Linked DNA regions of Homo sapiens: regions 2 and 3 are each linked to region 1. Evidence: chromatin loops called from intact Hi-C (ENCODE). Cell type or tissue: IMR-90. All regions are shown on one strand.

The links. Hi-C counts contacts between places; a loop is a spot of excess contacts. Peaks named below come from ENCODE experiments on the same cell type or tissue, not always from the same donor. Only the 100,000 strongest peaks of a DNase experiment are listed, where the experiment ranks them.
Region 2: a loop joins it to region 1, with 24 times the contacts of the local background. A loop is called at or near these places in 16 of 110 quality-filtered maps.
Region 3: it touches region 1 in a loop (3-fold over the local background); 6 of 110 quality-filtered maps call a loop at or near these places.

What each region holds. Positions count from the first base shown.
Region 1 is chr5:38,806,201-38,814,200 of GRCh38, reverse strand. The region is part of intron 1 of OSMR-DT (OSMR divergent transcript); the gene reads left to right. Among named protein-coding and RNA genes, the nearest start is that of OSMR-DT, 36 kb to the left of the region's middle. RefSeq lists an enhancer at 3,126-3,626. In IMR-90, a CTCF peak has its summit at 4,203; DNase peaks (open chromatin) are centred at 4,200, 6,340 and 7,240; H3K27ac peaks cover 2,086 bases.
Region 2 is chr5:38,204,293-38,212,292 of GRCh38, reverse strand. No RefSeq gene overlaps it. Among named protein-coding and RNA genes, the nearest start is that of EGFLAM, 50 kb to the left of the region's middle. In IMR-90, a CTCF peak has its summit at 3,333 (motif pointing left); no DNase peak of the experiment used is centred here.
Region 3 is chr5:38,721,223-38,729,222 of GRCh38, reverse strand. All of the region lies in intron 3 of OSMR-DT (OSMR divergent transcript), which reads left to right. Among named protein-coding and RNA genes, the nearest start is that of LINC01265, 5.0 kb to the right of the region's middle. In IMR-90, a CTCF peak has its summit at 4,716; a DNase peak (open chromatin) is centred at 4,752.

The DNA of each region.
Region 1 (8,000 bases):
CCATGCCTCCTAGTAAACAGTGCAAGAATTCCTCTAGGGAATATACCTAGGGGTGAAATTTCTGGGTCAGAGAGTTCAGCTACTTTTTGTATTTACTAAATGATGCCAACTTATTTTCCAAAGTGGTGTAACTACTGCTGCACATTCTCAGTCACATCGGGTATTGTCAGGATTCTTACTTCTTGTGTGTGTGGTAAATATAAAATGGCATCTGATCACTGCTGTTCTAATTTCTCCCCAATTTCTAGTAAGATTGAGCATTTTCCATGTATTTGTTGCCATTTCTTTCTCTTCTGTGAAACACACATGTAACATTTCTGCTCATTCATCAGTTGGATTGTTCATTTTTTTCTTACAGGTTTATAGAGTTCTTTGTATATTCTGGGGCTTAATTCTCTATGTTATGAGTACCTTCTCCCAGTTTCTGACACTTATTTTTTTACTTTCATTACAGTGTCTTTTATTTTTATTTTTTATTTTTTGAGATAGGCTCTCACTCTTGCCCAGGCTGGAGTGCAGTAGCACGATTATGGCTCACTGCAGCCTTGACCTACCAGGCTCAAGCGATCCTCACACCTCAGCCTCCCAAGCAGCTGGGACTACAGGTGTGTACTACCATGCCCAGCTGATTTTTAATTTTTTGTAGAGACGGCATCCTACTGTTTCCCAGGTTGGTCATTACAGTGCATTTTAAGGAACGTAAATTCTTAATTTTAATGTGGTTGATCTCATTTTAAGAATCATTCTATTTATAATATACATATTTAGAAAGTCTTTATAAACTAGGAAGCTATAAAATTATCAATGTATATTAATTTTTGATAAGTTTTGTAATTTTGCTTTTCAAATTTAAGTCTTTAGTACACCAGAAATTGGCTTTTTGTGTGATATAAGAGGTCCAATTTTATTTTTTTAACACATGAGTAATATGTTTTCCCCATAACCACATATTGAAATAATTAATATTTCCTCCAAGTGTCTGCAATGCCAGCTCTAGGAAAAAAAAATTTCTATGCATGTGTGTTATGTTTCTGGATTCTATATTCTGTTGCCCTGGTCCATCTATATGATTTATCCCAATACCACACTATCTTAATTGCTATAGCCCTAGAACAATTGTAATATCTGGAGGACAAGATCTCCTGTAGGGTTCTTCTTTTTGAGTGTCATGTCTTTTCTTGGTCCTTGGCTCTTTCATATTCATTTTGGGATTAGTTGCCAGGGTTCCTGAGAAGCTCATGGAAATTTCTATTAGGATTATATTAAATACATAAAGTCATGTGCCTCCAAGTGTATGTGCTTATATACCTGATAACATTTTGCAGCCAAGTAGATCATATGTAGAACATTATAATTCATCAGATCATTGTGGCATATCAGAGGCAGGGGGTTGGTTTGGCATGGAGTTGCATGAAGTTGGTGCTTCTTTCCCAGCTCCAGTACATCAAAATTTAACAACAATATGGAAAGAGAGTTTATGCTCAAATTGCCATGAACAGAGTTTTCACCTACAAAGGGTTGTTCCAAAATCAGAAGATGTCAGGAATTGCTATTACTATTACATGAGTACAGTGAATTGCTGTTGCAATTCCAGTGAAGTTTGTATTTCTGGTGTGCTTTGTACAAAACATTGCAATCAGACCTGAAAGCAAATGCTATAGAATACAGCAGTCAAAAAAGTCTTTGGTCTTTAGTATGGCTATCCATGTCTTCTTATCCATAAAGAATTTGTAATAATTTTTCAGAACAAAGACTCTTGATCCAATTCAGATGAGAATGTGTGATTATACAAATATGGGTGCAGGATGAACATAAAAAATAGGAAGAATGTAGACTACTCTGCTCTCAGATCAAATTAATATTCCTTTTTTTGCAGTTTAATTAGGCATAAATAAAAAGCCACGTGAAGCCTGGAGATACTGGACATAGCAGATTTGTCAAGCCATTTTTCCCACCACCAGTGCCTGAGCACGACCTCATTTGTCTTGGTCAATGAAGCTCAAGGAAGCATTGCACTTTGGCTTCCGCTTTAAGTTTTGTATGTTGATATGTATCCCATGTCTTCTAACAATAAAGTGCTATTTCACTGACATTAATCACTGTCAAAGGCTTTCTGGTAAATTCTTTAGGCACTCGCCTTGCGGGAAAAGGCATCGGTTTGCCATACCCTAAGAAATGGGCTGTTCATAATGTTGTGTTGTAACTTGATTCTTGTGAGGCATTGGTTGAATAGAATAATAGACCAGAGTCAATGACGATACACAGTGGCTAGCCCTTCAAAGATGGCTCCAAAAATTAATTCTTGTTTTTATTTGCCTACAGTGTCAGTTCAATTGACTAATAATATGACTCTTGGTCATATTAATATGATTAAGAAAAGGTACCACTTTTCAAATAGTCTAGGTGTTTAGTCTAGGTGTTTAATCTAAAATTACATAAGAGTTTCTTGCTGTTTGGGGGTATAGGGTAGCCAGGCAGGATCCTTGCACTTAAGAAACTTAAAATGTAATACATGAAAAAGCAAGTGAACAAAAAAAACCTTGATTATCAATTGGTCAACTGCATTAATTGAGCATCCATTTGAGATAGAGCAGTGGTCTTCAAACTTTTTTGAATGCTTTTCTCCTAAAAGAATTTTTTTTATTATTATTATACTTTAAGCTCTAGGGTACATGTGCACCACATGCAGGTTTGTTACATGTGTATACATGTGCCATGTTGGTGTGCTGCACCTCCTAAAAGAATTTTTAAAAGCTGGACACCTGCTCCTATTTCTGCTGCCAATGTGAAGGTATCAAAAAGAAATTGCCATTGGGGGCTGCTACGCAGGCACAATACGCTATGCTAATTAACGAAGACCGCTTCAGGTAGGATCAAAAAACATGGCTGGTTTATTAGGATGCGAGAAAACTCGGGTTTGTTCCTTTAAATTCTAGAATGATTAAATACTAGTTAACATTTAAATTAAGTGCCTGCATGTGCCAGGTCTTATTGTAAGCACCTTATATGGTTTATGTCATTTAAACGTCACAAAAACCCTATGAATTAGCCTCATTTTATAGAGAACTAAGGTTACTGAAGTTGAAGTAATAGGGAAGCGAGCTCGACCCCAGGCATTTGGCTCCAGAGCCCATATTGACAACCACTGTATTCTCCTAACCCTTTAAAGGCAAAGACTGTCTCTTCTCAGTGCGGTTATCAAAACACTTTTTGCCTGGAACCTAGAGGCATTCTTGAGTCTCTGTTTCCACAAAGATTTGTATGTTTCAGATGGGAAGGGCTGCTCCCATCTGGACGTGGTCTCCAAGGATGTTTTGGGTGTGCTGCATTTTCTTTTCTTTTCTTTTTTTTTTAGACGGAGTCTCACTCTGTTGCCCAGGCTGCAGTGCAGTGGCACGATCTCGGTTCACTGCAATCTCCGCCTCCCGGGTTCAAGCGATTCTCCTGCCTCAGCCTCCTGAGTAGCTGGGATTACAGGCGCCCGCCACCATGCCCGGCTAATTTTTATATGTTTTTCGTAGAGATGGGGTTTCACCATGTTGGCCAGGTTGGTCTCGAACTCCTGACCTCAGGTGATCCGCCCGCCTCGGCCTCCTAAAGTGCTGGGATTACAGGCGTGAGGCACAGTGCCCGGCCGGGTGTGCTGCATTTTCAGCACGTACACCAAGTGTCTCCTCATGGGGCTAATGTGTGGGAGCTGGGAAGCCACAGTTCACTTTCCAGAACCCAAAAGGGGCAAAGTGACATCATAAAATTGTCAGAATGTCCCTTGACACAACCGTACTTGTTTGTCTGCAGCACGGTGTCGAGCCCCTCTTCCCTTCTGGACATGAAGACATTGCCCAGAAGTAACTCTTTAACTTAAGATATCTTTAACGTAAGATAGAATCAAGTTCTTTTTGAAGCAAAAACTGCATAGTCACAGCTGTTACTAGAAAAAAAAAAAAACAACAAGTTCAGAGAATCAAGCACTTGTCCTCGTAGGTTTTGATTACTATTGCCTTTGGGTCAGATTCTCTCATTAGAGTCAAATAAATGTTTTCCATCATGACCAAAAAATGTTTTATACAAATTCCATTTCCCAGAACTCTGTGAATGAAATGGAAACCCCCTTTTCTGGTTGTGGAAAAAAACCAATCCAAAACAAACCCCACAACCTCCCAGCTCCATCTTTCTTAAGTACCCCCTGGTTTTGCTAGGTGGCGCCATAGGCTAATGCATGGGTCTTCCTCGGCTTCCCGGGCGGCCGCCTTCTGTGAGGCAGGAACAAAGGCCTCTGCGGTTCCCTTGGAGTTTAAGATCAGACCAGCCCACAGGAGATGAGATCCATTTGCCAAGACTCGCCTCTGTCGTGTTAGGAGCTGCCCCCTCCCCTCTCCTGATTGATCACAGCTGGTAGTGAGGGGATTCTTGGCCATGTGCTTTAGCCGTTCTTGAGGGAAATTCTGGGGGATCTTAAACTTGATCCTAAATATTGCGTTTCTCTCTATCTAAGTCTCCTAAAAATTGTTCATGTATTTGGGGAGGAAGGCTCACGCTCATACTGAAGAGTGAAAGGAAGGGGACAATAATTCAAAGGCTTGCACCAACTCCCTCCCAATCCCCTGCACAAGGTTAATGTGTGGGGAAATCCCTGTCCTTCCTGAGAGCCCTGATGTTTCCCAGTCTGGCAGGGGCCAGGACAACCTTTCTCCATCCTGCAGGTCACAGAGCCAGCTTGTTGTGGAGGAACAGGAGGCCCTGTTGTAGGAGGGGTGGCACAGGTCCCACAAGCCCTATGGGGTTTGGAGGACACCCAGGCGCCTACTGACTTAGCAAGAGACTCCCCTTTCCCACCCTGCTAGAGGCCTGAAGCTCCAAATTACTGACTTCTTTGCCTTAAAGCATTAGAGACTCCCCGAACACAAATATGACAGAAAAGCTTTACTTGGAAATGTTGGAGGATGAATTGCAAAATGGCACTGCTCGGAGAGATCCCCAGGGAGGAGCTGGTCGTGGACCGGGCGGGGCGGCGAGGGCTGCAGGGAGCAAGAGCAGAACACTGGAGTGGAGGCGACTTCACTGCCTTCGCGCCTCCGGTAGGAACCACGGCTTCCTTCTGCCTGCAGTGTCTGCAGCCTGGGAGTCCCCCAGATCCGTGTGATGGCCAAGGCCGCATGCCCCGGAGAATCTGGATTTCGAATACTGTCCTGATAGCTGCCTAAACACCCACATAGTAGTCCTCCCATGGGTCCTGGTTGGGGTTCAAACACATTCCTACCCTACCCAGCCTTCCCTGAAATCCGCGTCATGCTGAGGGCAGCCCTGACAGTGGCCGCGGGTCCTTGTTGAGGACGCAAGAGGAGGAGGAGCCTCAGCCAGGTGAAAGATCGTCCATATATTCCAAGAAGGAAGCTTCATAAACATGCAAACCTGCACAGCACAGGACACACTAGTAGGAATGCTCTTAACATTGCAAGTCAGAGGACAGATTCCAGAAAATAGAAGGGAGAAAATACATAAGTAATATATAAAAGTCAAAACGGGAAGGAGAAGAGCTTTTAAAAATTGACAAAAAACATATTCATATATAGAGATTATATATTAATGTATATATGAATATATATGACATATATATAGTCACAAGAAGAAAAACACAAAAACTCCAAAATTAGAGCGAGAAGAATCTGGGAATAAAAACATACATATCTATGGATTTTTCATGACTATATTTTGAGTTCACTTCTGATACTCATCCAAAAGATATTTATTTGAGCAATTGTAGGAATGTGTATGATGCCATGTCCATCTCAGTATCTCTGTTTCAACCTTGAGGAATCTATCAGCCCTTCCTGCATTTATCTCTGTCACAGGAACAATGCTTCTTTTGGCAGTAAACATCAGTATACTTAAGTGCCATGAGTCATATTTTCAATTTTTAATTAAATCATGGTCTAGCTAAGGTTTGATTTATTTTGGCCTGAATTAATTTAGACCCTGGTCCACATAAATTTACATAGTTTATTTAATCCAGCTCATGACTGCATAGATTGTAAAATCCCTTAGATAGCTACAGTGTAGATTGTGAAAATCACCCTCTTATCAAGCAAAGAGTGGTAGAATATAATCTCTGGGGGTTGTGGTAACTTCATTCTTAAAACTAGCATCACGAAAGAAATGTGTTGTATTCCTAAATAAAGGCTTTTATGAGATCATCTAAAGATATTGCATCCCATATGTTTTCACTCTAAAAGTTTGAATGATACGGTAAAGCCTCATTAAGTGGTGCCGATGCATGCTTTTTCTTTCTTTCCCAGAATGGTTATAGAAGGTCATAAATCTATATAGTAAGCACCCTGCAAAAAGCTCATCTGCCGCACTCAAATATAGTAAACACTGTTTAAACAGCAGAAGTGTGAGTCATACCGGTATCATTTTCCTAGAATTCTGATAAAAAAGCATCATGGCTAATTAATGTTCCCAAGAAAGGGTCACAGCTTACAGGAAATGAATCGGAAGGTGACAGGAAGAAAGGGTGGGGAGCTCAGAACGCTCTGGCTCAGGATTGTTGGCAAGATCCTTGTTCCTGCAGCCAGGAATTGACAGCAATCATGAGGAAGAGAAGAAATCACGCTGCACATTGAAACTCAGAATTTTTTTTTTGACACGGAGTCTCACACTATCGCCCAAGCTGGAGTGCAGTGGCACGATCTCCACTCACTACAACCTCCGCCTCCTGGGTTCAAGCGATTCTCCTGCATCAGCCTCCCGAGTAGCTGGGATTACAGGCTCCCGCCACCATGCCCGGCTAATTTTTGTATTTTTATTAGAAATGGGGTTTCACCATGTTGGCCAGGCTGGTCTTGAACTCCTGACCTCGTTATCCACCCGCCTTGGCCTCCCAAAGTGCTGGGATTACAGGTGTGAGCCACCACGCCCGGCTGAAACTCAGATTTAACCAGACTGGAAATGCAGGGACAGAGAGACAGAGAGAAGATGGAGAGGAGGGAAGGATGATAGGAGATGATGACCAGAGGGTTGGGGGGTAAAGATTGGGGTTCAGGGGAAAATAGCTGACAGAACAGCATTGAAACCCCCCTCTGCTACTGATTTGGTCTGGGCCCTGCAGTTAAGTTGTTTTTGTGGGTTTGGGGTTTCATGGCACTTCTGAATGTTAAATATGATTGGATGAGCACAGCTGGCAATTCAGCATTCATGACTCAGCTGAACTTGTGACCTATAGCAGGACATCTCGTAACCCTCAGAGGAGAAAGTGAGTCAGATGCATTTTCTGCAAAAACGAAATTTGCCTTGTGGGAAGAAAGAATGCTCCTCATGCATGTGTGTTGGGTGGAGCATAGATGTTTGCCCTGCCTGCCGTCCAGGAGGTGGGGGCTGGGTGGAGGTGGGAGGAGCCGAGACCAGGCCAGCATGGAGGTTCTCAGGCTGCTTTCTTGTCTTCAGCTCATTCTTTATATTGGGTTGCACCCCCTGCATTTCCAAACAAACCATCAGGACACAAGGTCCATCAAAGGATTCTTTTTTCTCACGAATGGGTTGATGAATAGGATACATTTGCAAAGGTCTGAAAATCAAATTAAATTTTCATTACATGCTTAATGAACTTATTTGTCAGACAGAAATCAGTATTCTTCCAGGAAATCTGGAAAGAGTGGGTATCATGCTTCTAGCAATTCCTGAAAATCCTCATGTATTATTAATTTTCCTGGAGGGAGGGACTATGAGAGCCATTGTTGGTTTGCAACACCAAAAGCTTAGCTTTGTCTCAAGAAGGTATACTAAAACTTCTTTCTAAAGATGCTGTCTTGATGTGCCTTATTGCACTTTTGACAGGGGTTTGGGGGTGGGGAGGAGATGACTATTGAATAATCCAGTCAGATGTCTGGTATTGCAAATCCCTAAACCTTGGGGCAATTTGGGCTGATCCCAAGGAATTGGAACACATTAGCAGAACTCTCTTCCCTACTCGGTGCCCGGCAAGGGAACCGATGATCCCATTG
Region 2 (8,000 bases), 600 kb after region 1:
AAAGTTTGGTCAGAAGTTACATGTATCACTTCCTCTAAAACTTTATTCCCCAAAGCAAGCCCCATGGCCACATTTACCTACAAGTGGATTTGGACACAAAATTCAACCACATGCCTGTAAGAACAGAATCAGAATATTTATGAAAAGCCCAAGTAATTATAATTTAGAGTATCTAGAAGATAACCCAACATGAAAACAAAGCAAAACTCTTGTGGTCCTATAGTGAAGGTGGTGGTTTGACTATGTCTTTTCACAATCCAGCAGGTTTGTGAATTTAGAGTACCACACACTATTATTTCACAGTAAAATGCCAAGAGCAAAACCTGGCATTTAACAAGAGTCATTATTACTATTACTATTATAATTATTGCTATTACTACAGAATTATTATTGTGATAAGTGGGAAAAGACATCGAGGGGTATGAAATGATTACCTAAGAACACACAGCTAATTAGGAACACAGTGAAGATGAGAACACACATTTATTGAATCCAAGATGGGAGTATTTTTCTCTCAACTCATCCCAATGCATAGGAAAGACATAATCAAACCCATTGGATTGTGAAAAGACATAGTCAAACCACTGCCTTCAATATAGGGCCACAAACGTTTTGCTTTGTTTTCATGTTGGGTTATCTTCTAGAGCAGTGTTCAGCAAACTCTTTCTGTAAAGGATCAGACAGTAAATATTTTTGGCTTTGCAGACCATATGGTTTCTGTCACGACTAATCAACTATGCCGTTGCAGCACAAAAACAGCTACAGATAATATCTAAACAAATAGGCACAACTGTGTTCCACTACAACGTTCTTTACAAAAACACACAGCAGAATGGATTTGGCCAGCGAGCTGTTTGCCAGCCTCTGTTCTCGAGCATCCTCCAGTGGGGAAACACTACTTAAGGGAAAGTCTAAGAAGAAGGGAAACAAAGAAACCTTAGTGTGCCCCGGTTTCCTCTAGAGTCAAAAGCCCACCTTGTAGGGTGATGGTGAAGATTGAACAAGCTGATACATGCAATGCACTTAGAGGAGTGCCCGGCACCTGGTAAGCCCCCCAGTCACCTCCATGAATGGTGATTTCCCCTCACTGAGCGTCAGCCACTGTCCTAGGTGCTGGAGGTTCAATTGCAAACAGAACAAAGCTCCTGCTCTCCTGGAACTGATATACTGATCCAGCAAGTCAGACAAAGAAACAAATAGACATGTAAGCTATCAGGAGGTGATAAGGGCTGAAAAGGAAAATCATGCAGGGTTAAAGGTTGGCTAGGGGAGATGAGTTTAGGAAGTTTTATGTAGGGTGGGTCAGGGAAGAGATTTTGAGCTGAAGACTTCACGAAGGGAGGAAGACAGTTATGCAGGTGTGGGGAAGCATGTTGCAGCACACGTGCAAAGTCCCTGAGGCCAGAGCCTGCAGGCAGATCCTGGGGTGAGGCGGGTGTGGTCCCAGCAGCGCAGGGTGGAGGAAGTGATTCCTGAGGAAGATAAAGTGGAGAGTTGAAAAGAATCTGAAGAGGACAGGGATGTGCCTTGGCAGGGACTTTGGATCTAATTCTGCATGAGTTGAGAAACATTATTCGTATCATTTACTATAATAATAATTATTATTCTGTGCCATCAGTGCTCTTTTTTCTTTTGCTCACTGATTCTTCACTTTTCCACCTTCCTACTCCTTTCTCACTCCTCCCCCTTTCCTCCTCTCTTTCTACATCTCTGCCTCCTGCTCTGTGCTCCTGCAAGATCCTCTTTTTGCCATTTTGTAATCCTTCTTCTTTTGGGTGACACATAGCTCTGTTGGCAGCACCTGAAACCAAGGACGTCACTGTCCCTGGGAATAATGGAAGGGGAAGCTTGGCCCAGCTCAGGGCTTTCCAGAAGGATTTAACTTAATTCCTCAGACACTGGGCATCAGACAGAAAAGGCTTAGGGAGAACAAGATGAGAATTAAAGCAAAAATCATCAAGAATATTTTGTTATTACATTTTAAAAAGATCCTAAAACATTTAAAGACATATGCAAGTTGTATTGGGTTGGTGTGAATGTAGTCAGAGAGATATGCATACATAATCAATTCTTTTTACGCTTTTTGCAGTGTGAGTTTGTGAGTGGGTGTATGTTTATCCCAGGATTCAGAGAATAACAAATTTTTGATTACCAGGACTAATGGATGTGACACAAATATCCCAAGTAGCTGAATATTAAACAGTGATTTTTGCAGACGTATTTGCAAGATAAGCTGTTGTGTTTTAATTAAACAAATATATGTGTATATGATGGTGAATCTGTGGGTATATATACCATAGAGAGAGGGGGAAATGGAAGGTGGGAGGGAAAGAGAAAGGGAGAAGGAGGGAGAGGGAGAAAGAGGGAGAGGATATGCACAATATGACCTGAAATCCTGCTGTGCTCACCAGTTTGTGGCAGCATCTGTCCATAGGAAAGGACTTTAAAAAAATTGTGATGGGAACACTTAACGTGAGATACATCCTGTTAATAAACATGTAAGCATATCATGCATGAGTGTTGATTACAGGTACAATATCATGCAGCAGATCTTTAGAGCATGTTCATCTTGCTTGACTGAAACCTACACCAGTTGTCCCCCTCTCCCCTCTCCCACAGCCCCACCATTCCATTCTCTGATTCTATAGAATTGATTATTTTAGATACTTCATTGATGTAAATCCAGGAAGCACTTTTTTTAATTTATAGGAAAATCACCTGTGGGCCAGTGGCTCTTGTGTATCTTCTCAAACTCTAATGTGATATGAACCACCAGTGGAATCTTATTTAAGTGCGGATTTTGATCCGGTGGGCCAGGAGCAGATCCTAAAATTCTGTGTTTCTAATAAGCTCCCAGGTTTGGCCTACAATACAGTCCCATGGGCCATAGTTGGGTAGTATAGTGGGATTTTTAATGTAACAGTAAGCTCAAAAGCTTTAGTTACATTAAATATCTATTTTATTGCATTAAATGGCAACATTTATAATAATACAACTAGGCCAGAGGTGGGCAGATATATCATTTCTGGAAGAGGACCTCTGGAATTTCTAAAAAGAAGAAGATTTGGTGGAAGTTTCCAAGGTAAAGTTATTTGATTTGGAAAAATGTGAAATATATGGGGAAAGATTCCAAATGTGTTTCCAGTGTTGGCTGAGGTGTCCAGATGTTTGGAACCCAAATAGACACTGATAAATTCTGCCAGGTTGGGCCCCCTGGTCTGAGCAAGGTGTGAGGCCTGTTTGCAAACCTATCTGACAAAGCCGTGCTGGGAACTGACTCAGGGCAGGACCCAGTAGCTTGTTAGAGCTTGTTGGCTTTGGGTGCCATCTTGTGGCAAGAAGCAACAAAAATTTTTAAAATCCAGAAACAATCAAAGGTTCTCACCTATGCATGATGTTGTGTTAGGTACTGTAATTAAGAACAATAAAAATATTACATATCTAAATTGTATAGTTGAGACCCTTGCTAAATTCAACACACTTTGCTTTAGCCAACATTGTATGTCTACTCTTGTCTGCTGTGTGGCCATGGGCAGATTGCTTGATGTTGCAAGATCTTGAGTACTAAATCCGTAAAATGGGAGTAATTAAACTACCTCATGAAATTGTGGTGAATATCCCACCCGTGGAAGATGCTTAGCCCCAGTGACTGATACGAGCTCAAAAGGAAGGGAGAAAAAGTGGTAGCAATGATTATTAATGGTTGTAGTAGAAAAATAACAATTATTAGAAAAAACATAATATTTTATTATTTCCTTTTTAAAACAAGGAAAATAAGATCTAGAAGTCAAGTGATTTATCCAAGGTAATAAATCCAGTGTCAGATCTAGATGTCAAATATAGGTCTTTCTACTTGAGACAGTGGAACCTTAATTACAAGGTCGTCTTCATTGTATGCGTTAGTCTGATAAGCTAAAAGGAAAGTTATGTAAGTCGGCTTTCACTAGGCTATGCGCAGTAACAAGTCACCCCAATACTTCAGTGGCATACACCACACAAAGATTTACTTCTTGCTTGTGTTACATGAACTTTGCAAGTGGTCTGAGCCATGAATGCTCCTGTCAGGTCTTGCTAGGTGAATACAATTTTGGGAGGAAGGGCCAAGGGAGGTATTAATAATAATGTTCTATGGTGTGTATGTCAACATCTTAAACCCCTTCAAAGTCTGAAAGAAATCTTCTGAGGTCCTACAGTCAGTCCATTTCCAGTGCGCCCCTTCTACAGGTGGGAAAGGAGGCCAAGGGAGGTATTAATAATAATGTTCTATGGTGTGTATGTCAACATCTTAAACCCCTTCAAAGTCTGAAAGAAATCTTCTGAGGTCCTACAGTCCATTTCCAATGTGTTCCTTCTACAGGTGGGAAAGAGGCTCAAAGTAGACAAGCGGCAGCCTCAAGGTTATGAAAAGAGACAGATCATGCCCTGGGAAGTGCTCCCCTGTGAGAAGTAAAGAGTATTATCTTGGTGCCCCATTACCATGAGCCACTCCCATGCCTGCTTTCCTTTCTACCTCACTGTCTCAGCCTCAAGAAAGGGACCCTTATACCATCAGTTTATTAAAGTGAAGGTTTTATCCAAGGGTGCTGGCTATTAGTGGCTTTAAATGCAGCAGTTCCTGTCCCAGGACTGGGGATGTGGCAATTTAAATTTAATGATCCCAATGCTTCATCCTGCCCCATAGTCACATCCTTTGTTAGGTAACTTTGCAGTTTCTCCTGCTGGAAGCAAAGTGTACTCCACTCTTTGACTTTGGGCTTGGCCATGTGACTTGCTTTGCCCAGTGAAATGTTAGAAGGTGTGATGCAATCAAAGGCCTGAATTGCACCTGCAGGGTTCAACTTTTATCCTCTCTATGAGAAGAAGATGCTCCTAGAATCCTACTAATCCAAGGATGAGGGGAGATAGACTCATGGGACAGACCTGGAATCAACCAGCAGCTTAGAGTCCAGCCCAGTCCAGCCTGGATCAGCCACCCCTTGGCTGACCTGCCACTGTGTGGGAAAAAAAAAAGTTTATTTATGCGACTGAGTTTTGAGGTTATTCGTCATAGAGCATTTTTATGGCAATAGCTTACTATTCGGGGGTATCCTTTCAAAACTCATTATGCTTGCTCTCTTGTCATTTAACTTCCTCCTAAAAATAGAGCACCACAAAAGTTGTAGATAATTGAGGACTCAGTTAATAGCTTCTGCTTATCAAAGCTTTGTGATGGCATGTCACCATTTCCAACAAAAAATTCACAAGCCTTGTAAGAAGAGAAAAATTTTGCATGCATGTTCTAAATCTCTGACAAAAAATGTTAGAAGGGAGAGATTAATTGTTACTCAGAGTTTTGGTTTGTCATTTTTATTTTCCATCATACAGTAGCTGTAAAAGACGAATGAGACAAAGAGGAGCAGAAAAGTGAGAGTATGAGGAAAAGGAAGAAATCTAGGGGAAAAAGAAGAGAGAGGAGATGGGGAAGAGGGTGGATGCTACTGGGAGGGAAAATAAGAAAAGGGTAAAGGAAGCCATGGCAGAAAGGGAAAGAGGCCGAGAGTTCTCATGGAAAATCCAGGGAGTTGGAATGGGGAGAATGATGGTGGGTAGAGACTTCTCTCCACTCCATGGACACACACAAGCACACACATGTACATCACCCATACACATATCTGTTAGGCAAACAAGATGCATATATAACATAAAAACTAAATTTCTAAACTGTATTTCACAATTTATGTAGCTGATTTCATGTACTTCTATATGAGGGTTCTTCAAAAAGTTTGTAGAAAATGGGATGAAAAGATAAAAATTAAAAAGATAAGCTTTATTTCCCAACATAAGCTCCATCAAGGTCAAGACACTTTTGTAAGCAATGATACCAGCCATTTAGTCCATCCCCAAGAGTCCTTGGGACTGAGAGTCCTTGGGACTTAACCATATCAATGCAATTTTTTTTTATGTTAAAAACTCAAGAAAAGTAGGTGGCCTTTAAAGGTTTTTCAGGACTAGGAAACAGAAAGAAGTTAGAAGGAGGTAAATCAGAAATGCAAGGTGGATGCCTAAGGATTTCCCATTGAAACTCTTGCAAAGTTGCCCTTATTGACAAGAGGGGAGAGCAGGAGCATTGTCATCGTGGAGAAGGACTCTCTGGTGAAGTTTTCATAGGTATTTTTCCGCTAAAGCTTTGGCTAACTACTTTCTCAAAACACCTTTTTTTTTTTTAGACAAAGTCTTGCTCTGTCACCAGGCTGGAATGCAGTGGCACAATCTCGGCTCACTGCAACCTTCACCTCCTAGGTTCAAGTGATTCCCCTGCCTCAGCATCCCGAGTAGCTGGGACTACAGGCATGCGCCACCATGCCAGACTAATTTTTTGTATTCTAGTAGAGACAGGGTTTCATCATGTTGGCCAGATGATTTCCTGACCTCCTGATCTGCCCACCTCGGCCTCCCAAAGTGCTGGGATCAAAACACTCTTATAATAGGCAGATGTTACTTCTCTTTGGCCCTCCAGAAAGTCAACAAGCAAACTACCTTGAGCATCCCCAAAATCTGTTGGCATGATCTTTGCTCTTTGATGCTTTTTCTTTGACTGGACCCCTTCCACCTGTTGGAATCCACTGCTTTGATTGTGCTTTGTCTTCAGGACCATACTGCTGAAGCTGTGTTTCATCTCCTGTTACAATTCTTCAAAGAAATGCTTCGGGACCTTGATGCCACTCACTTAAGCTTTACATTAAAAGCTCTGCTCTTGTCTGCAGCTGATCTGATCTGGGTATGTGGTTTTGACACCAATCAAGTGGAAAGTTAGCTCAACTTTAATTTTTTAGACAGACTTGTGTAAGCTGAACCAACTGACATGTCCATGGTGTTGGCTATTGTTTGTGTTGTCAACACTGCCAGTCCTCTTCAATTAGAGCATAAACACAATGAATTTTTTCCTTGTGAATTGATGTGAATGGTCTGGTGCTGTGGGCTTCATCTTCAATATCATCTTGTCCCTTCTTACAGCAAGTTATCCACTTGTGAACTGCTAGTTTCTTTGGGGAATTATTCCCACAAACTTTTCACACAGTATCAGTTATTTCATTATTCTTTCACCCAAGTTCCAGCACAAGTGTAATGTTTCTTCTTGCTTTATTTTAGCAGGAATCATGTGGCTCTGATAGAGAGTCTTTTCAAATTGGTGTCTTATGCTTCTTAGTACCTCAAACTAGATCCCCTTTAGACATGTTATGACAAGTTACTGGAAGCTTATTTTGGTGCAAAAAAAAAATTAAATCCATGCATAATTTTAAATTTTTCCATGAACTTTTTGAAGACCTCTTGTATTTCGTGTTGCAGTACACTTCAAACAGTTATAATTGCCCACCTTGGGATGTTATGTTGGGACTTGGCAGGTTATAACATGAGGAGTATGGGCTCCTACTCACTGCTTCCCCACTGCCAACACTGGTGATACTGAAAAGTGACTACTGAGATGAAAGGTGATGAGAATAGGAACGGTAGGATGGGAGAAGAGGGAAAGCAGAAAGCAGGAGAAAGAGGGGCCAGGGCAGTCACAAGAGAGTTAGGGAATGATGCTGTCCCACCAGCTGCCTTGCTCTCCTAGTTGCCAATCCAGGTTCAGTACACCCCCAACCCAGTGTCCCAGACCCATGGTTGGGCTGGACTTCCTTCTGCAGGTGAGTCTGGGAGCTTTCCATGGGTTTACAGAGAGCTGGCTAGATGGCATGACCATCTTTTTCTCTATCATGTCTGAACCTTGTTTGCAAGATCTTGGTTTGCCTATCCTACCTCTGTCCTTTTACTCACTCCTATTTTTCTGTCAAGAAGTCTCCAGCTCTGAAACCCTAGGCATGACTGTACCCACAGACATCCTGTAAGGGCATGGGAAGGTCAGGGTAACAGATTGCCTCAAAGCCCTCTCCATGGGTTTTCCCTTGGAGATAGCCCATTCATGGCACTAGAATAATGCTCATCAAAGTTGTGTGGCCCAGAGACATCACTTTCATTCT
Region 3 (8,000 bases), 85 kb after region 1:
CCTATAAATAGAACAAGATCTGCAAGCCTAGCAAATTTTAAAATTACATTTGAAGTCCTTAAATTAATATTTTGTATCACTTATAAATTCAGTTAAACGCCTTTAAACATTTTAAGCTGCATGTACAAATTTAATATATTTTATTTCCTTTTTAAGGAATTCAATTGCCTGATTTAACAAAATTATCTGATTATCCTGATTACTGAAATAACCTCTTAAAAGTTAATAAGTCACAACCTTGTAAGTATGGTTAAGCTTAAGTTTTTAGTTTTTTGCTTTTTTATTTTATTTATTTTTATTTATTTATTTTATTTTTTTACTTTTCAATATTAGGTAAAACTTAGTAATATTTTCACTTAAAATTAAAACTCTAAATTAGTTAATTAACATTTTAATTGAAATGTCAAGACTGACCTATTTATAACTCACATGCCTAAAATACCAAATGTGCACAGATTCCTAACGCAAAAGTAGTAATACTGTTGAGTTGATATTCTTAAACATTTCTATATCCAATTCTACCTCTTTCTGAAATAAGACTTAGCTGGGGAATAATCTGGGTCAATCTGTCAATTTCTGGGCATCACTTTTTTTTTTGCATTGCTTTCTCCGCTTGTTGGAAGTTGCACAGCAATCAAAGATATTGGCCTAGATCTTTATTAGATTCTTACTTGCTGCCTCAATCTTGAGAACACTCAAAAGTGGTGCCCCTCAGCCATGGCCTTTATGTTCAGGTGACAATAACTCATTCTTTTGCTGCTCAAGCAAAATTTCAACTTCTGCTCAAAATGGTCATTTAATTAGATTTTGCCTTTCTTTGGGTCCTAAGATATGTGAAAGTATCTTATGTCAAACATAAAACACCCTTGAATTGAGGAAAGCCTGTATTCTTCTATTCCCCCTATTTTTAGAACTTCATAACTCTTAGGAATGTTAACATGTGGTGTCTGTTGTGCTAAGCGTAGTGAGTCTTTTCCATATGTGAGAAATAAACAGTCCTACTTGTACTTTATATTTACATTTTGACCCCTTCCACTCCACTCCCTATAATCACATTTTAAGTCGAGGCCCCGGTCTTCAAGGAATTCAGTTGTGCATTCTTTTCTCTAACTCTACCATAAGCTCCTTAAAGAGTTACATTCACTAAATACATCTCTTGAAGTCCTTCTCAGCACCTAGCACAGGATGCCCAGTATATTTGTTAACTTAGCAATGTTTGGTGAATTAAATAAGGTATTATGATAAAAATGTACAATCAAGTGGAAAATTGGTGTCGAATTGATTGAATAGAGGCATAGAGTAAAGCTTAGGCTTTGAAGAAATTTGGCAGCAAAGAGGATGTAAAGATACGTGAGGTCTAAGGAAGAATTCTGTGGGTTGCTGGGAATAAGTGAGTTAGAGAAAGAAAATAACAACGAAGGTACTGAGTGTGTAATTACTATGTGCCAAGCTCAGTTTCAAATGTTTTATATGTATTAACCAACTCATTTAATCCTCCTAACATTGCCGTAGGGTAGACACCATTATTATTGCCATTTTACAGAATGAAGAAACTGAGGCACAGAAAGGTTAAGTCATTTACTGCTATACTGTTTGTATGGTAATTTACTTTAAAATATTTCAATGTAGGCCGGGCATGGTGGTGCACGCCTGTAATCCCAGCACTTTGGGAGGCCGAGGCGGGTGGATCACCTAAGGTCAGGAGTTCAAGACTAGACAGGCCAACATGGTGAATCACCATCTCTACCAAAAACACAAAAATTAGCCAGGCGTGGTGCTGGGCACCTGTAATCCCAGCTACTTGGGAGGCTGAGGCAGGAGAATCACTTGAACCTGGGAGGCAGAGGTTGCAGTGAGCCAGATCATGCCACTGCACTGCAGCCTGGGTGACAGAGCAAGACTCCATCTCAAAATAAATAAATAAATAAATTCAACGTAAACTTCAGTGCGACATTTGTATATATAACTTAGCCCTTGGGGTAGGTAGTTAACATTCGAAGTCTACTAATCAGAAACCTATACCCCAAAGGTGGCTATGTCCCCCAGGCCCCTTCTCCCCAGTCTTGCCTGCTGGTTGATATGGTTTGGCTCTGTGTCTCCATCCAAATCTTATTTCCAATTGTAATCCCCACGTGTCAGAGGAGAAGCCTGGTGGGAAGTCATTAGATCATGGGGGTGGCCTTCCCCTTGCTGTTCTCATAATACAGTTCTCATGAGATCTGAAGGTTTAAAAGCAAGGCACTTTCCTTTTCACTCTCTCTCTCTCTCTCTCTCGCCGCCATGTAAGACTTAATTGCCTTGCTTCCCCTTTGCCTTCCGCCATGATTGTGTTTCCTGAGGCATCCCCAGCCATTCGGAACTGTGAGTCAACTAAACCTCTTTTATTTATAAGTTACCCAGTCTCGGGTAGTTTTTTACAGCAGTGTGAAAATAGACTAATACACTGGTCCTGCTGTCAGAGTATTGTTCCATCTATGTGCAAGGTGCTTGTCAGAGTGCTTGAGGACACAGCAAGCAGAAACCAAGCTTGCAATAACAGATTTGTGGTAGTTTGGTGCCTGCTTGCCAATAAATATTTGTACTTTTATCTGAATTTGACCTCAGACTTGCTGTCATGGTAACATAGGCTTGTTAGAGGTTGTCAAGGACTGCTCTACCTCTGATCACCAGAAGTTACTAATATCTACTACATTGCTGAAGGCACTCTGCAACTGCCCCAGGTCACACATCTGGCAGGTGGCAGCACTAGCACTCACTCTCAGGCCACCAGCGCCCTAATTAGCATGCCACATTGCCTCTCTGGAAGAGGATTGAACAGAAGCGAGCAGGGCATGAGTGAAGGAGCAGGGTTTTCGGGCAAAGGGAGATGTTCCAGGGCATAGCTAGAGACAGCAATGTTTTAAGAGAAAATATTTCTTTCAGTCAAAAAGGGAGACAGAGAAAAGTATGAAGACAGTGGGTATCAGTGGGTAAGTTTAGTGGCAGAGGGAGGAAATCAGAGCTTTTGCCTGGTGGATCACATTTCCTTGGAGAAGTAGAATTCAAGGGCTTGGACTGAAAGTAAAGGTGGTGGGGTTGTTGCAGGCTTAAGTTCAGGGGCAATGGGGAGAAGGTCCCTTCTGTGTTTCCCATGTATGTTCTTATGTGAAGAAGGGTTGCCCGGGCCTAGGAGTGTGGAGCTTGTAGGAAGGGAAGCCTGGGAGGCTAAGCATGGCCCCAGGGTCAAGAAGGGGAATGTGTTCCAACCTCCAGTACCTGTCAAGATATTAGGGCCATCCAGTGGGAGGCCTGAGATACAGCCTGTCCTAATGAACAGCGAGAAGAGGAACAAGGCACAGCCCAAAGGCCCCAGTAGCCAGAGACACCCGCTCAGCAGGACTCATCCTTACATCGAAGGGGAAGATGATAAGACCCTTTCCTGTCCCTGTCCAAAGTGCGCTGGAGAGTTCAGGATGCTCACGGTGAATTTTCAGATTTCCTGAGGTCAAAGAGTAGGACAGCCAGTTCTGGAGGAGACAAAATGACTCTGCATTTTGTTCCTCTGCAAGAGCTGATGAATAATTCAAGGCAATGCTAAGTAAATGAGTTCTGCCAGGCAGGCTGGCTCTGAGCAGGGACCTCCCGGCGGGTTGCCATGGGACTGTGTTCTCAAAGAAAAGACCCCCTGTTCGTCTTATATACTCCTTAGTGTCCCTGGCGCTGATCCCACACAGCTCCCAGGGAACTCCTTTTCAGCCAAGGGGATGAATGCCTGCTACAGAAAGGCCCTGGAGGAACTTCCAAACTCAGGCGGAAACAAGAATAGTTGGAGAGGCCATGTGACTCTCTCTCGGGTATTTGCATTGTACTGAGAGGACAAATAGAGGGGTCTTGCCAAAGAAAAGAAAAAAAGTAAAGAAAGTGGGCTGCCTGGCTGGGGAATCCCAGGGACCTAACTGGTCCTTACTACTGCCTGCTGTCGGTGAAGCTATGGGGCTTCCTTCCCTGCTCAGGGAGACAATCTCCTTCCCAAGGGCAAAACCCTGTACATAACACAGCCCTGACCCATAGTGTCCCCTTCGGACTAGATTTGTTGATTCTTATTTGAAGGAGGAGGAGATGTCAAGAGCCCTCAAAAACGGTAGATGCCCACCTCCAGCTGGCGATAAACGTAAACGCCAGCAAATCAGATGCCTTAGACAGAAAGATGATAATCATATTGTCTTGACTTTACCTCCAAATTCAGCTGTTCAGTTATTATTATTGTATCCTATTATACTAAGAAAATACCTTTGAGGCACTTTAAGTGAGCAAAACCTCATCTGATTCCTTAGTAAGGGCAGCTGTGCAAAATCCTGTCACCAAAACCCATTATCACAGAGAACTACCCAATAGAAAAGCCAATCCTGTTCCCAAGTGGCGTCTCTCTTTGCCTCCTCACCATGTGGAAGCCTGACCTAGTCCGTCATTCATGAGGTTTAAAAAAAAAGATGCTTGTGTCATTAGACTGAACCTTCAGAGTATGATACAGTATAATATTAATGGTATTCACATAGGTTTCAGTATAAAATATTCAGTTTGATAAAAATGTGTTACAGCAACTCTGCCATAAACTCATTTAGGAAATACTGGCAACCAAATCCAGGTCTTGCATGGTACAAGGGAGTGGAGGTTGATCTCAATAAATCTCTCATTCATCTTCAGCAGCATTCCCCAAAACACAGAGTAAGGCAACAGCAGCAGGGGGTGCAAATCCTACTCAGTGAGCCAACCCCCACTGCTGACTTAGAGTTAGTCACTCCTTGGAGTCAGTGTGGACTGAGAACTCTCTGGCCACCCAAGGAAAATTAAACATATTATTTTATTACAACAGATGTCCCCACATTTTTTGTAAAGGGGTGATCCCTTTTATTTTCCCAAAACCATGTACCTGGGGGTAGGAGGCATGATACCAGGGAAGTCACCGTGTGTGTGTGTGTGTGTGTGTGTGTGGGTGAGGGTGTTATGTATGTGTGTATTGGTGCAACAGACTGTGTCCCCCCAAAATTGATATGCTGAAATCCTAACCCCCAGTGTGATGCTATTAGGAGGTGGGGTTTGGGAGCTAATGAAGTCATGAGGGCAGAGCCCTCAGGGATGGGATTAGTGCCTTTATGAAAGAGCCCCCAAAGAAATCTCTCATCCTCTTTCTGCCATGTGAGGAGGCAGTGAGAAGATGTCAGTCTGCAATCTAGAAGTGAGTCCTCACCATATCCTGACCATGCTGGCACCCTAATCGTGGACCTCCAGCCTCCAGAACTGTGAAAAATAAATCTCTGTTTTTTATAAGCTACCCCGTCTATGGTATTTTGTGATAGCAGCCTGAACGGACTAAGACAATTGGGGTGGTAGGGGGAGGGGTCCTTAGGAGGAATTACCACCTATTAAGATGGAGCATTGAGGATCCACTTAATGTAACAAGCAGAGATCAAGCACTCACAGAATGGCTAGGATTTAGGAAAGAGATAAATGGAGACAATAACAATAATGATAATACAACACTTTCTGTGACTAAACTCTATTTTGAGTCTATACATTTTGAGAAATGAGTCATCGGGGGAGAAGAGCAACAACATATATCTAATTAACAAAAAACTCAGGCTGATGTAATACATAGTATAATTAAGAAAAGAGCTATGAAATTGCAAAGGAGGGAGCTGGAGAACAACATTTTGCAGTCGGAGGAGAGAGACAGGAAAGGCTTCCTGGTGAAGTCCATTTGTGTCGCAGCACCTGCCCCGGCCCACCCAGCCTCCACCCAGAGGGACAGTAACAAGGCAGAGGCCCTCACACCTGCCAGCCATGTGGGAGGCCATGGCACACATTTGGAGGAGCGCCCCCAACCTCCATTTTATCCCCTTTCTATCTGGAACGGTTGGAAAGCTGAAAGCCTTCCAACGCTGCCTTGGAACTCAAGCTCTACAGGAAAGCTTGGTTTAGCCAGAGAGCTGCCCTTGCCAGAGATATGGGAGGCAGACAGGAGGCAGAGGCCATTCTCCATGGCTATAGCAGCTGATGAGTGAGCGCCAACAGATGCGGGTGTTTCGACAGCTGACCTCCAGCTTCTGCTTCAAGGGATGAGGTGGTTGAGGCAGCAGCCCTGGTAATTGTGAAAGCAGCAGCAGCCTGTTCTCTGGATGCTACCCACGGTTTGGCCTTGAAACCTACACTTGATCAGCAGCTTCCTGACTTCTGCCCCCACAGCCCCTCCTGCTTGAAATACCTAATTGTTTCTGTTTTCTGCACTTTACTCTGAGAAACAAAGATGCTTTGGATGACTAATTAACAACTTCTACAGATAAGTAGTAATATAGAGAAAATGACAGCTAATTTGGACCTGGCCACAATCACTGCATCCATTTGTTACCCTCTTACAAATTGGCCTCTGTTCCACCATCCTAATAGAAAAACCCTATCTGAGATATCCAGTGACCCCATCCTTGCAGAGAGACCCCTTAGTGACCTCTCTGCTAATTCGTTGCCCCTCCCTTCCTTAATATGGTTTCTTCCTGCATCTGACCTTTCTGTGACTACCTTCTCTTTTTCTCTGAATTATCTTTTTCCCCACCTCTATCATACTGCCTAAGTTCTTGGCCTTCTACACTTCTAACTTTGCATTCTGTCTCTTGGGAAAATACATTCATGCTTTCTTTTGTCATTTCTGATTATCTACTATGTGCTAGGAGCTACAGCCCAGGTGAAGATAAGTTGCAAGATTCTTTTAAGAGAGGAAAGTCAGTTACAGAAAAGGCACTTTCTAGTGCAATGAGCATTCTAGGGAAGGTAGCCATAAAGGGCTTTGAAAATGGACGGTAGAAAATGAAGGAGGCTTCATGAAGAAGACAGCTTGGGAGTTGAACTGGAGAGGACTTTGACAGGTGAAAACAGGCCTCAGGGAAAGGAAAACATTTTAATAGGTGGAAATAACATGAGAAGAATTGAATGGAAGTAAAAAGGTATAGGGCACGTGGGGAAATCCTACTTGCATCCATAAAGCAATCCAGTATACGGTGTGCATCACTTAATGATGGATATATGCCCTGAGAAATTTGTCCTTAGGCTATTTTGACATTGTGTGAACATCATAGAGTGCACTTACACAAACCTAGATGGTATAGCCTACTACACACCCAGGCTATATAGGGTAGCCTCTTGCTCCCAGGCTGCAAACCTGTGCAGCAGGTTACTGTACTGAATACCGTAGGCAACTGTAACACAATATAAATATTTGCATGTATATAAACATGTCTAAACATAGAAAAGGTACAGTCCAAATACAGTATTGTAATCTTATGGGGCCACCACTGTATAAGTGATCTGTCATTGACCAAAATGTCATTTTGGGTGCATGACTCTGGTTAGATTGTGAGTTCCGTGGGTGAGGAACCTGTTCACTAGCTGTCTCTCTTCCCAGAATTCAGCATTGTGCCTGGTACATAGTAGGCCCTCACTAAGTACTTGTGAATGAAAGACAAGAGAGACGAGTGGATAAGTCTAGTTCAGAGCCCAACCACTCCGTTCTGCCCACACTGCTGCAGTTATGTCAAGACAGGGAGACAGAGCCCTGAGCAAAGAACTCTAGTCCTCAGCATTTTCCATGAACCCCAGCCAGAGAGCTTCCTCCTTACTTTCCCTTCTACTCCTCTGTAGTTAAGCAATCCATTGGGTCAAAGGTACCACTAACCATCAGCTAATGTTGATGGTTCTACCTTTAAAATTTATACAGAATATAACCCAGTTCATATTCTGGATTCTGCTACAACCAAGTTCATTGCTTACATTCCACCTTGATCCCTGACAAACACAGCAGCCAGCATGGTCCTTTCAGGAACATCAGTCCCAGCACATTACACCTATGCCCTTCCCAGCCCCACATGTTCTCCAGGGCCTTACATGGTCTCCTCTGTGATATGGTTTAGCTCTGTGTTAACACCCAAATCTCATGTTGAATGTAGTCCCCAGTGTTGGGGGAGGGACCTGGT